Linked DNA regions of Homo sapiens: region 2 is linked to region 1. A link is a contact called in ENCODE Hi-C or POLR2A ChIA-PET data. All regions are on one chromosome and are shown on one strand. Each heading gives the region's core, a stretch centred on a gene start or an enhancer-like site at or near the end of the contact. The rest is flanking DNA. Distances are from core to core; before and after follow the strand shown.

The links. Hi-C counts contacts between places; a loop is a spot of excess contacts on that map. ChIA-PET counts read pairs that join two places held with the same protein, here RNA polymerase II (POLR2A). Pooled maps may share reads with other maps.
Region 2: a loop to region 1 is called in a pooled map, with 2.6 times the contacts of the local background. The contact joins the enhancer-like site here to the promoter of C1D in region 1. A Hi-C loop is called at or near these places in 2 of 168 maps with a recorded cell type or tissue (GM12878 and HCT116), 8 of 37 single-sample maps with no recorded cell type and 9 of 50 pooled maps. POLR2A ChIA-PET finds 5 or more read pairs at or near these places in 4 of 52 experiments (H1, MCF 10A, OCI-LY7 and 1 more).

Annotation. Positions count from the first base shown.
Region 1 is chr2:68,060,802-68,067,057 of GRCh38, forward strand. C1D (C1D nuclear receptor corepressor) reads right to left here and starts at 2,203. Exons shown (of 5, transcript NM_173177.3): 1 at 2,157-2,203. RefSeq lists enhancers at 1,771-2,970, 1,892-2,301, 2,054-2,554.
Region 2 is chr2:68,287,869-68,294,124 of GRCh38, forward strand. The region is part of intron 1 of PPP3R1-AS1 (PPP3R1 and CNRIP1 antisense RNA 1); the gene reads left to right. It overlaps CNRIP1 (cannabinoid receptor interacting protein 1), which reads right to left. Exons shown (of 3, transcript NM_015463.3): 3 at 5,142-6,158. The coding sequence ends at 5,994. Among named protein-coding and RNA genes, the nearest start is that of CNRIP1, 29 kb to the right of the region's middle. Within about 2 kb of position 3,162, at least 2 of the 41 ENCODE cell types and tissues checked have a DNase peak (open chromatin) inside an H3K27ac peak, as active enhancers do.

The DNA of each region.
Region 1 (6,256 bases), core at 953-3,452:
TTTACTCACTGGGCTATTGCTCAAGGGAAGATTCATGTCGAGGCACATTTTGAACTCCACATCACTAACATAATGTCTTGTCATGTATTAGTTAGTTAGCAACTATTTGTTTACTAACTAAAACCAATCAAAGTAACCTAAGACGTAATTTTGGAAACTCTTAATATCAGATTACAGTTTGAGCTTACAGATACTAGAAAGTCACCACATGGATCCAAACAAACATACGATAATGTACATTCCAGGGCTCTTCCCATCTCTACACCAAATAATTATACACAGTTATGAACTAAGCCAAAGAACAAATCCAACATGATTGTTTTTTGGAATTTGAGAGCCATTTGCTGTTGTTGCACCAGAATTCTATTACTGTAATGAATTACTGTAATGACTTTTTCGCACTGCATTATCTTAGGAGAAAATAACAATGAAATGTACACACAAGTTCTCAATAAATATTGCTGTCTTGGGCAAACAGTGACTCCATGTTAGTGTTGTCTGTAACTCTCCTTCAGTCCCACAGTACAATTCCTGAGTAAATATAGACTTCTTCCTTTTCTAAAAAATATATTAACATCTAAAAATAAATTTATCCCAAAGTCTAATAGGAGAGTATATAAATTACGAGGATATTGCTCAAGATTGAGATGAACAATTACATTAAATTAAATTCACTTCTATTCAAAGTTTAATTCAAAGCATTTCCAAAATTACAGCAATCAAGCAGCAAAATTACCTTCCAAAACATATGGAAGTTGATTATTACAATTATCTTATTTCTGAAATAAGAGTATATAGTGTTGTTGCACAGATTAAATAAACTAGATAAAAGCCATTAGAACGGGGCCTGGCTCAGTTAGCACTCAATACATTAGATAGTATTTTACTAAAAGTGAAAATTACCAAATACTCTAATCCAATGTGAACTATTTAGAGCCATGCTTGAAGGGTCAACTTTGGAAACAGTAGCTGAGATAATACATATGAAGAGCCATTTGAAAAGGTAAAAGCAGTTAAGAAAAAAATTACATTACTTTTGAACTGTGATACATACAACACAGCTAACTGAAGGCAGCTGTAGTATCTTTTGACTGAGAATTTTATTTTGAAAAACCGTTATTCACACTTGTCACTATCTTTCAACAAAACAATGAGTTCTATCATTTCCACCAAACACAAACATTTCTCTGTACTTCAATAGGGCTAATCTGTTGTTTTTGAATCAAAAATACAGAGTTAAATAACTAAAAGTATAACTGGATTGTTTGTAACACAAAGGATAAGTGCCTGAAGGGATGGATACCCCATTTTCCATGTGATTCTTACATATTGCATGCCTGTATCAAAACATCTCGTGTACCCCATAAATATATACACCTATGTACCCACAAAATTTTTAAATTTAATTTTTTAAAAAATCACGGTTAAGTCTTGGTTCAGTCCACCATCAGACAGTCCTAATAGGTTAATAAGTGGATAGCAAACATCTCATTGCGACAAATACATCTTTATCAAGCCAAAACTGAACTGTAGTCAGCAAACATTGAGGACATTAAAGCTATTTTGAAACAAGTTTGAGTTACACTGAACTTATCCGGGTCATCAAGAAAAACTGCTCTCTTGGATTACCCACTACAGATTTCAGCTAAAGGTCGAAATTAGCCCACTATCTCAGATGAGCTAATACTGCAGCAGCAGGCAGTCTGTGAATGTGAATGATAAACGGAGCTAACACAGTAAAGTTACTCCCCTAGACGTTCCACTTTAGCCTCTCTCCCTAAGCAAGATTGAAAACAGCTGAAAATTGTGAAGACTTCAATGTTTTTTGATTTTTGTTTTTAATTTCTTCGTCTTCCAAGATTTGAGAAGGGGGTGGTTAACAAACGAAGAAAAAGAGAGAGACCGGAGCAAAAGAGAGAAATGAGGGGCCGGGGTAAGCCAAAGCCTGCAAGCAGCCCCAAAACAAGCGGAAGTGGGGGACCTGCCAACAATGCTGCCCCAACGAAGAGCTGTGAGAGACTGCATTCCTGGAAGGCTACGCAGCCAAACTCCGATTTTCTCAGTCTGCCCAGAGGATGACAGGGGAATCCCAGGAGAGGAAAAGCGGAGTTAAACAGGAGCAGGAGAAAAACTGAAACTACACCTTAGAAAAATACCTCACGGCCTTCGACTCCAGTCTCCCGGAAAGCGGTCGGGCAACGATGACGACAATGACGCGCCGGCTCTGCCCCCGCCACGAGCGGCGCTTCCCGATGATCTCACGCTGCTCGCCACGCCCCCTGCTCCTTAACTCTTCTCCAAAGGCAAATCTCATTTTGAGTAGCTCAGACCCATGTTGTGGGAGACGATTGCGGCGGCACTCGGAACTTTTGTCTACCTTTGTACCCGGCTAACACTCACCCCAAATACAGGTTGAGTGTATTTAACCAGGAAAAAAATCTTAGTTATCGAAACTTTGTTCGGGTTTTTACTTTCCCAGAAGCTTTTTTCAGGGCCCTCATTCTTTCTACCCTTTTATTGTCTGCCTCTAGATGAGCCTCTTAGAGCAGCTTCCCAGATTATCCGTGGGGAAGAACAGGTTCTTTATTAGATTATCCGTGGGGAAGAATGGGTTCTTTATTTTTCCAATCTGTCAGTAAAAGGTACTTCTATAAAATACAGTAAAAATGAATTAGTAGAAAAATGGGGAAAATATGTGCAAAATACAAGCCCAAATTTTTTATTAGTTTCAAATAAATGTAAAATTGCATTTCAATGTATGCAATCAGAACAAACATAATAGAAAATAAAGGCATTAACAGAAACTGTACATACTGTTCATTGAAAGTGTAGTATAAGCGATTGAGCATTGTCTTAACATTTGTAACTTGTCATTCCACGGCTGTAATTTGATAAAAAGTTATGCATGAAACAGTTGTCCGTATATTAAATGCATGTAAAAGCATTTTGAACAAGCACCATGTATGTAATATTTAAAGTTTTGGGGGAGGTTCCAAAGTGGCCGAATAGGAACAGCTCCAGTCTACAGCTCCCAGCATGAGCAACGCAGAAGATGGGTGATTTCTGCATTTCCAACTGAGGTACCGGGTTCATCTCACTGGGGCTTCTCAGACACTGGGTGCAGCCCACAGAGCAGGGCGAGGCATGACCTCACCCGGGAAGCACAAGGGATCAGGGAATTCCCTTTCTTAGCAAAGGGAAGCCATGATAGACGGTACCTGGAAAATTGGGACACTCCCATCCTAATACTGTGCTTTTCCAACGGTCTTAGCAAACGGCACACCAGAAGATTATATCCCGTGACTGGCTCAGAGGGTCCCACGCCCACGGAGCCTGGCTCACTGCTACCACAGCAGTCTGAGATCAAACTGCAAGGCAGCAGCGAGGCTGGGGGAGGGGCGTCTGCCATTGCTGAGGCTTAAGTAGATAAACAAAGTGGCCAGGAAGCTTGAACTGGGTGGAGCCCATCGCAGCTCAAGGAGGCCTGCCTGCCTCTGTAGACCCCACCTCTGGGGGCAAGGCATAGCTGAACAAAAGGCAGCAGAAAGTTCTGCAGACTTAAATGTCCGTCTGACAGCTTTGAAGAGAGTAGTGCTTCTCCCAGCACGGAGTTTGAGATCTGAGAACGGACAGACTGTCTCCTCAAGTGGGTCCCTGACCCCCGAGTAGCCTAACTGGGAGACACCTCCCAGCAGGGGCCAACTGACACCTCATACAGCTGGGTGCCCCTCTGAGATGAAGCTTCCAGAGGAAGGATCAGGCAGCAATATTTGCCATTCTGCAATATTTGCTGTTCTGCAGCCTCCGATGGTGACACCCAGGCAAACAGGGTCTAGAGTGGACCTTCAGCAAACTCCAACAGACCTGCAGCTGAGGGTCCTGACTGTTAGAAGGAAAACTAACAAAAAGAAAAGACATCCACACCAAAAACCCATCTGTACGTCACCATCATCAAAGACCAAAGGTAGATAAAACCACAAAGATGGGGATAAATCAGAGCAGAAAAGCCGAAAATTCTAAAAATCAGAGCGCCTCTTCTCCTCCAAAGGAATGCAGCTCCTCACCAGCAATGGAACAAACCTGGACAGAGAATGACTTTGACAAATTGAGAGAAGAAAGCTTCAGACGACTGGTAATAACAAACTTCTCCGAGCTAAAGGAGGATGTTTGAACCCATTGCAAAGAAGCTAAAAACCTTGAAAAAAGATTAGACGAATGGCTAACTAGAATAAACAGTGTAGAGAAGTCCTTAAATGACTGATGGAACTGAAAATCGTGGCACGAGAAGAACGTGACGCATGCACAAGCTTCAGTAGCCGATTTGATCAAGTGGAAGAAAGAGTATCAGTGATTGAAGATCAAATGAATGAAATGAAGCAAGAAGAGAAGTTTAGAGAAAAAAGAGTAAAAAGAAATGAACAAAGCCTCCAAGAAATATGAGACTTTGTGAAAAGACCAAATCTGCATCTGAATTGTGTACCTGAAAGTGACTGGGAGAATGGAACCAAGTTGGAAAACACTCTTCAGGATATCATCCAGGAGAACTTCCCCAACCTAGTGAAGCTGGCCAACATGCAAATTCAGGAAATACAGAGAACACCACAAAGATACTCGTCGAGAAGAGCAACTCCAAGACACATAATTGTCAGATTCACCAAAGTTGAAATGAAGGAAAAAATGTTAAGGGCAGCCAGAAAGGTCAGGTTACCCACAAAGGGAAGCCCATCATAGTAACAGCTGATCTCTCGGCAGAAACTCTACAAGCCAGAAGAGAGTGGGGGCCAATATTCAACATTCTTAAAGAAAAGAATTTTCAACCCAGAATATCATATCCAGCCAAACTAAGCTTCATAAGTGAAGGAGAAATAAAATCCTTTACAGACAAATATACTGAGAGATTTTGTCACCACCAGGCCTGCCTTACAAGAACTCCTGAAGGAAGCACTAAAGATGGAAAGGAACAACTGGTACCAGCCACTGCAAAAACATGCCAATTGTAAAGGCCATCAATGCTAGGAAGAAACTGCATCAACTAATGAGCGAAATAACCAGCTAACATCATAATGACAGGATCAAATTCACACATAACAATATTAACCTGAAATGTAAATGGGCTAAATGCTCCAATTAAAAGACATAGACTGGCAGATTGGATAAAGAGTCAAGACCCATCAGTGTGCTGTATTCAGGAGACCCAACTCACATTCAGAGACACACATAGGCTAAAATAAAGGGCTGGAGGACGATCTACCAAGCAAATGGAAAACAAAAAAAAGCAGGAGTTGCAATCCTAATCTCTGATAAACCAGACTTTAAACCAACAAAGATCAAAAGAGACAAAGAAGGCCATTACATAATGGTAAATGGATCAATTCAATAGGAAGAGCTAACTATACTACCTATACATGCACCCAATACAGGAGCACCCAGATTCATAAAGCAAGCCCTTAGAGACCTATAAAGAGACTTAGACTCCCACACAATAATAATGGGAGACTTTAACACCCCACTGTCAATATTAGACAGATCAACGAGACAGAAAGTTAACAAGGATATCCAGGAATTGAACTCAGCTCTGCACCAAGCAGACCTAGTAGACATCTACAGAAATCTCCACCCCAAATTAACAGAATATACATTCTTCTCAGCACCACATCACACTTATTCCAAAATTGACCACATATTTAGAAGTAAAGTACTCCTCAGCAAATGTAAAAGAACAGAAATTATAACAAACTGTCTCTCAGGCCACAGTGCAATCAAACTAGAACTCAGGATTAAGAGACTCACTCAAAACCGCTTAACTACATGGAAACAGAACAACCTGCTCCTGAATGACTACTGGGTACATAACAAAATGAAGGCAGAAATAAAGATGTTGTTTGAAACCAATGAGAACAAAGACACAACATACCAGAATCTCTGGGACACATTTAAAGCAGTGTGTAGAGGGAAATTTATAGCACTAAATGCCCACAAGAGAAAGCAGGAAAGATCTAAAATTGACACCCTAACATCACAATTAAAAGAACTAGAGAAGCAAGAGCAAACACATTCAAAAGCTAGCAGAAGGCAAGAAATAACTAAGATCAGAGCAGAACTGAAGGAGATAGAGAAACAAAAAGCCCTTCAAAAAATCAATGAATCCAGGAGCTGGTTTTTGAAAAGATCAACCAAATTGATAGGCCACTAGCAAGACTAATAAAGAAGAGAGAATAATCAAATAGACACAGTAAAAAATGATAAAGGGGATATC
Region 2 (6,256 bases), core at 1,912-4,411, 230 kb after region 1:
ACATACCTTAGGACTATCATTAATAATACGAACGTGACAAGGCAAATTCACTGGAAGCAATGTCAGTAAAAGAATTCAGAAACTTTTTTCTTTCTCATCCACTTTCCTTCTTTTAGTCTCCTTTAAAGGGAGCAGGAGAACTAACCCCGTAAAGGCTAACAGATTGCAAACTTCTTGCTGGCTGGTTTGCAGCCGGCCGGCCAGCCAGCCAGCCAGCCAGCCAGCTCTTTCTAGAATCTCATCACCTTTTTGTTGAGTCAGCTCATTTTCCCTGAGTCAGTAAGAAGATGTGGAAGCTGTCCAGAGATCTTAAGAAAAGCAGAAGTTAGGTTGAGGGTGGTAAAGCTTTTCAGAAATAGGATAATAAAATATCTGAGTAAACAATATTTCAATATTTTTCTTGACTCAACGTTTTAGAGGAGTCAGGAAAGACTTCATAGTGACATTTAAGCTGGCACTTGAAGGCGTTTGCAAGGTAGGAAATGGAGTAGGGCGTTCCAAGCAGAGGGAACAGGCTGTGCAGTGGCAAGGAAACTGCTTTGGACTTGGTAGATCTGCAGGAGAATAAGAAATTCACTGTGACCAGAGACTAGAATGCCTGTCAGGATTACTGTTAAAGTACTAGCGTAGGGCCAAAAATACTGTATTTTTCATTTGTTAGCAAGTGGGAAATGAAATACCCTACTTGTTAAGGAAAAATTTTAGTCTTACCTAGTGCTCTAATAGTAGTTAACATGGCTTCAAAGAGAAAAGATTATATGCAAGTAATTTGCTATAAAGAGAACTATAGGCAAATGAGTTTCTAGCAACTGAATACTTCTGTTTGTTGGCAACAATTGTTGGCAACAATTAATATATCCACAGAAACTTTCTTTGGGAAAACAAGTTACCTACTAGGCTGCAAACAAATTAAGGCAAAACTACCAGGTTATAAAAACAAACACTGCAGGAGAGTGGGCAGGTAATGAGGTGATTTTAAATGAAATACATTTGTCAAGAGAACAGTGATGGGGAGAAGAAAAACAAGGAGCTTTACGTATGATATATCATTTAATCCTAACACATGTTGTGAAGTGAATGTTATTATCACCATTTCATAAATGTGAAAACTAAAGATCAAATAAAGTAGCTTCTTATAAAATGAGCTGTTTAAATTTGAGCCTTATTTTTGAATCTCTGAGACATTTTTCCTCTGTAAAATGGAGACATGACACATCCTGCCTACCTCACAGGGTGGTTAAGAGGATTAAAAGAAATAACAAAAGAAATTGACATCATTCTTGACCTTGACTTTTTAATCAGAAAATCTTAAGTTTTCTGATTCTGTCTTGATGTTTGTATATTCTTCAAAACTATGTCTTTATATAGGAAACTTAAGATGGCTGTTTGTGGAAAAAGTCTTTCTAGCATATCTTAAAATATGCTATTTTAAACTATTTTTAAATAATTAAAAATTTTACCTTTCCAAGCATCAAAATAGAGTATAACGTTTGGCCATTATCTGAAATCCATTCATGGAATATTTTAGGAAAATAAGTTTTATTTTTTAAACTCCTTTAGTTTTTCTCTTGGCATTTTAAATAATTTTGTTTGAAAATGTATCGCTCCTTTTCTTTTTTTCTTTTTTTTTGAGACAGAGTCTTGCTGTGTCACCCAGGCTGGAGTGTAGTGGCAGGATCTCAGCTCACTGCAACCTCCACTTCCAGGGCTCAAGAGATCCTTCCACCTCAGTCTCCTGAGTAGCTGGGACCACAGTTGCACACCACCACGCCCAGCTAATTTTTGTGTTTTTCATAGAGACATGGTTTGGCCATGTTGCCTAGGCTGGTCTCAAACTCCTGGGCTCAAGCGAGCCACCTGCATTGGCCCCCCAAAGTGCTGGGATTACAGACATGAGCCAACGTGCCCAGGCTCCCTTTCTTTTTTAATGAAATATACCAAATAATGATATTATGTGCCAGGAACTGTTCTGAAGGTTTAATGTACATTAACTTATTTAATCCTCATAACCATTCTGCAAGGTAAATACTATTATCTCCATTTTCCAAATGAGAAAATTGAGGCACAGAGGTATTAAGTGACTTGCCTAAGACCACACAGCTAATAAACAGCTGAGCTGGGATTTAAATTGAGGTATTTTTGCCCAGAATCTGAACTTTTTTTTTTTTTTTTTTTTTTTGAGAAGGAGTCTCCTCTGAAGCCCAGGCTGGAGTGCAGTGGCATGATCCCGGCTCACTGCAACCTCCTCCTCCTGGGTTCAAGTGATTCTCCTTCCTCAGCCTCCCAAGTAGCTGGGATTACAGGCGTGCACCACCATGCTGGGTAAATTTTACATTTTTAGTAGAGACGGGGTTTTGCCATGTTGGCCAGGCTGGTCTTGAACTCCTGACCTGAAGTGATCTACTCGCTTCAGCTTCCCAAAGTGCTGGGATTACAGGCGTGAGCCACTGCGCTTGGTGGAGAATCTGAGCTTTTAAACACTGAACCATGATACATTACTGATGATAATGGGCCCTCTTTCTAAATGAATCAGGAATATCATTAGGCTTATCAATTTTTATTTGATATATACAGAAACTACTGTGGTTTAATACAGGATTATTTATGTACCTACAGGATACAGTTGTCCCCATCTACTGTTCTTTTGATTTACTTTGTCTGCTTTTTATAGTTTTCTCTGTCCTCTCTGAAAAAAAAAGAATATTTTCAGTATATCTGCCTCTACAAATTGTCTTCTTCCCTTTCATGTTCTACTTCCAATTTCATAAGAGTCAGAAACCAGATCACCCCACATGTTAGAATTGTGTCTAAAACAGGAGTCAAGAGGCCTTGGGAGAAGACCCGAGCCTTTAGTGAATGGACTTGGTGACATCTGTGACAGGGATCTTTATTTTTTGGCATGTTTTCTGTTCTTAACTGTGATCCAGATAGTTTAAATGGCTGGATAAGTGACTTCTCAGTAAGCGAGGTGTCACAAAATATAAACTCAAGGCATTTCTATTCTTCCACCTGTTCAAAAGTGTTTTAGTCATCATCATAATTGGAAGGATGGCCTAGTTCCTCAAGCTTCTGGGTAGCCATCTGATGCTTGGAGGTAGAGAGACGTGGCTACAACTTGTATAAAAATAGCCCTTCCAGATGGCTGAGGGGCAAAGTTACAACTCAGCAGCTCGATATAGCTGAGCACTCAAATTTTGGAGTAGGAGGAGAGCTATGTGAGAAGTAGCCAGAGAGACTGGGCTGGAGCCCAATCATAAGTAGAACAGTATATGCCAGGAGCGATCACTTAACGTGCAGATTAGCTGTTAAGTTTTTCTGTTACTTCATCTCCATCTCCTCCCCAACTCCCTTGATTCAACCTTACTTCTGGCCCTAAGGAAACACATACACATACGACATAGACAGATATGCACACACACTTTCCCCTTTTTTTTTTAAAGGAGTATAAAATAGAGGAACAAACCATAACTCTTAAAAGGCTTCAGAATTCTACTAGTCTAACCCTTCATTTTAGAGATAAGCAAACTGAGGCAGAGAAAGGTGTGGTGACCATCCAGGATGTGAGCAGGACTCCCACGCTCCAGGTGCTCTGCCAGGGCTCATCTTCTGGCTCGTTTGTGGGACACTGATAACAGCGCAGCTATCCCAGGACATGTTTCCTCCAAGTCTGCTTTGACTCATTTCAAACTCTAAATAAAGCCTTTAGTTAAAAAAGAAAAAAAAAAGTATGGGCCCAGCGTAGTGGCTCACGCCTGTAATCCCAGCCCTTTGGGAGGCCAAGGCAGGTAGATCACGAGGTCAGGAGTTTGAGAACAGCTTGACCAACATGGTGAAACCCCATCTCTACTAAAAATATAAAAATTAGCTGAGCGTGGTAGCACACGCCCGTAATCCCAGCTACTCAGGAGGCTGAGGCAGGAGAATTGCTTGAACCTGGGAGGTGGAGGTTGCAGTGAGACAAGATCATGCCACTGCACTCCAGTCTGGGTGACAGAGTGAGACTCCATCTCAAAAAAAAAAAAAAAAAAAAAGAGTGGATTATTGCAAAAGTCATGATAATGTCTCCACCCTCAACACAAATACTCAAGCTCTAGTCCCTGGCTTGAAAACCTGTTTCACCAGTGAAAATATTTACTAATCAAATTAGTAAATATTAAATTGTGTAGTTCCCACTTTTTATTTTAAATCTTTTATTCACTCTGCATTTCTATTGGATATTCTGGAAGAAAAACCTCTGTAGTAAATCCATTGTTTTAAATATCTCAATGTCTGTTCAAATAATTGAGTGTTGGTTTTAAAAAATAGTCATTAGGAATGGGTTAGTACTTACGTTTTAGCAATTGTAATGAAGACTTTAAAAAAAAACAAAAAAACAAACAAAAAACACAAGCTTATTGAGAAACATGTTACACTCCTTTAACATCATTTATGATCCCCAAAGGCAAGGCATTGCTGTTCCCTGGTGGCTGTACAGCATCACTGCAGGTAAGCGATTTGGAGGTAGAAAAGGTGTTGAGTGCCAGCCTTTCAAATTCAGTTCTACAATGAATCAACTTTTAAAAATACTCCCAGTAGCTTGCATTTTCTTATAAGAAGGGTTTACAGGTAGCAAAAACAAACAATCCCCAACGAACTTTTTCCAATACTATAGGATTTGTGCTGCCCAAGTAAATATTACATTATTGGAAAATAGCATGTTACTTTTCAAGAGGAAGTTCACTTCCTTCTTATGGAATTTATCCTTAAACTGTATGGTATATGGGCTTTGTGCAAGGTGCTGGAAGTAGGCAAGGAGGCCTCAACCATGATGTACACACACTATTATAGCACCATTGCTCTCCTGCTACTGAGTCACATAGCTCACCAACTGGGGAGGGGTCACCACAGAAAGAGTAATGGAGCGAGATAGGTACAAGCATTTTTTGATTGCCCGCCAAGCACCTGGGCCTGTGCTAGCCCTGTTAAACTTGGCTGGAGCAATCCTGCTAAAAGGTCAGGCTTGATTCATGAATAGGTGTGCTAATTCTACTCCGGATACATCCCCGTCATCCTGTAGCATACAGGCCTGAGTGAAGCTGGCCTAGAGCAGGGATTCACCTGCTAGATAATTATTGCCCAAATTAAGAATGCAAGTCAGGGCATGATTTTCAACGCCTTTATTAAGAAATATCAAAAGTTGATTACAGGTCCATATGCAGTTTTACAAAGTTCAAGTGAAGAAGACTGTAGGGATGCCATCAATGTGCGTGTCTGAAGACTATGGAAGCTTGTCAAAGGGGTAACCCTACAACTCCTGTCACTTTAACAATGGTCCACAGCAATGCTTTTCCCCCATTTCTACTAGGCTAGGCCATTGCACAATACCTTAAGCTACTTAAAAGAGTTTTAATACGTTATAAATACGTACATATTTGTCCTTCTAGTTTGTTACCATCCTTCCCTGAAAGAGCGGAGCTGTTTATAGGAAGCACAACATTTGAGTCCCATTCACTGCTGTTTGTATTACATTTTCACAAAGCCTGCTTTGAAAGCTGGCAAACACTGCAAGTTACATGTTACCATATTACACATGGGAGGACCCATACACATTGTTATTTTTAAATTTAACATTGAACAAAAAAAAGGAGGAATCACTTAACTTGGAAACAAAACACCAAAGTTAGTCAGTGGAATGGTCAAGAGCAGGACAAGCCTGCCAGGGCCACTGAACTCCAGTCACAAGTGGTCAAAAGTATGACCGAGAACAACTGGATGCAGGAACATCAGCACAAAATACAGATGGGAATATTCTCGGGAGTGGTACATCACCATCTTGTATGTGAGGGATATTGTGTCAGAGGGGAATTACACTTTCAAAATAACCAGGGCTAGTAGGTCATTAGTACCAGATGGGGAACAGCAATGGTGTGGCATGCCTTGTTTAAGGCCTGCGCTGGTTTATCTAAAAGTAGATTTCTGAAAAGATTGTCCAGTAGCATCAGAAAGAGCCACTTTCAGAGGAAGGACTCCTTGTTCACCCACATCAGACTGCGTGTCTCGTTGGGCTTGCATTCATACTCAATGACAGAGAAGGGGCTTCCCCACTGGCAGTGATCCCGCTTGTGGTAATTGTAGAACTTGACTTGCCACACTGTCTCGAAGGTCCCAATGTCTGTGAACTGAGGGAAGAGAAACATGCCTGATAAAAAACCTCATTCTGCCACGAGCAATAGATGAGAGCTAACATTAGTGATGTAGCTCCTGGATAATCAAGCAG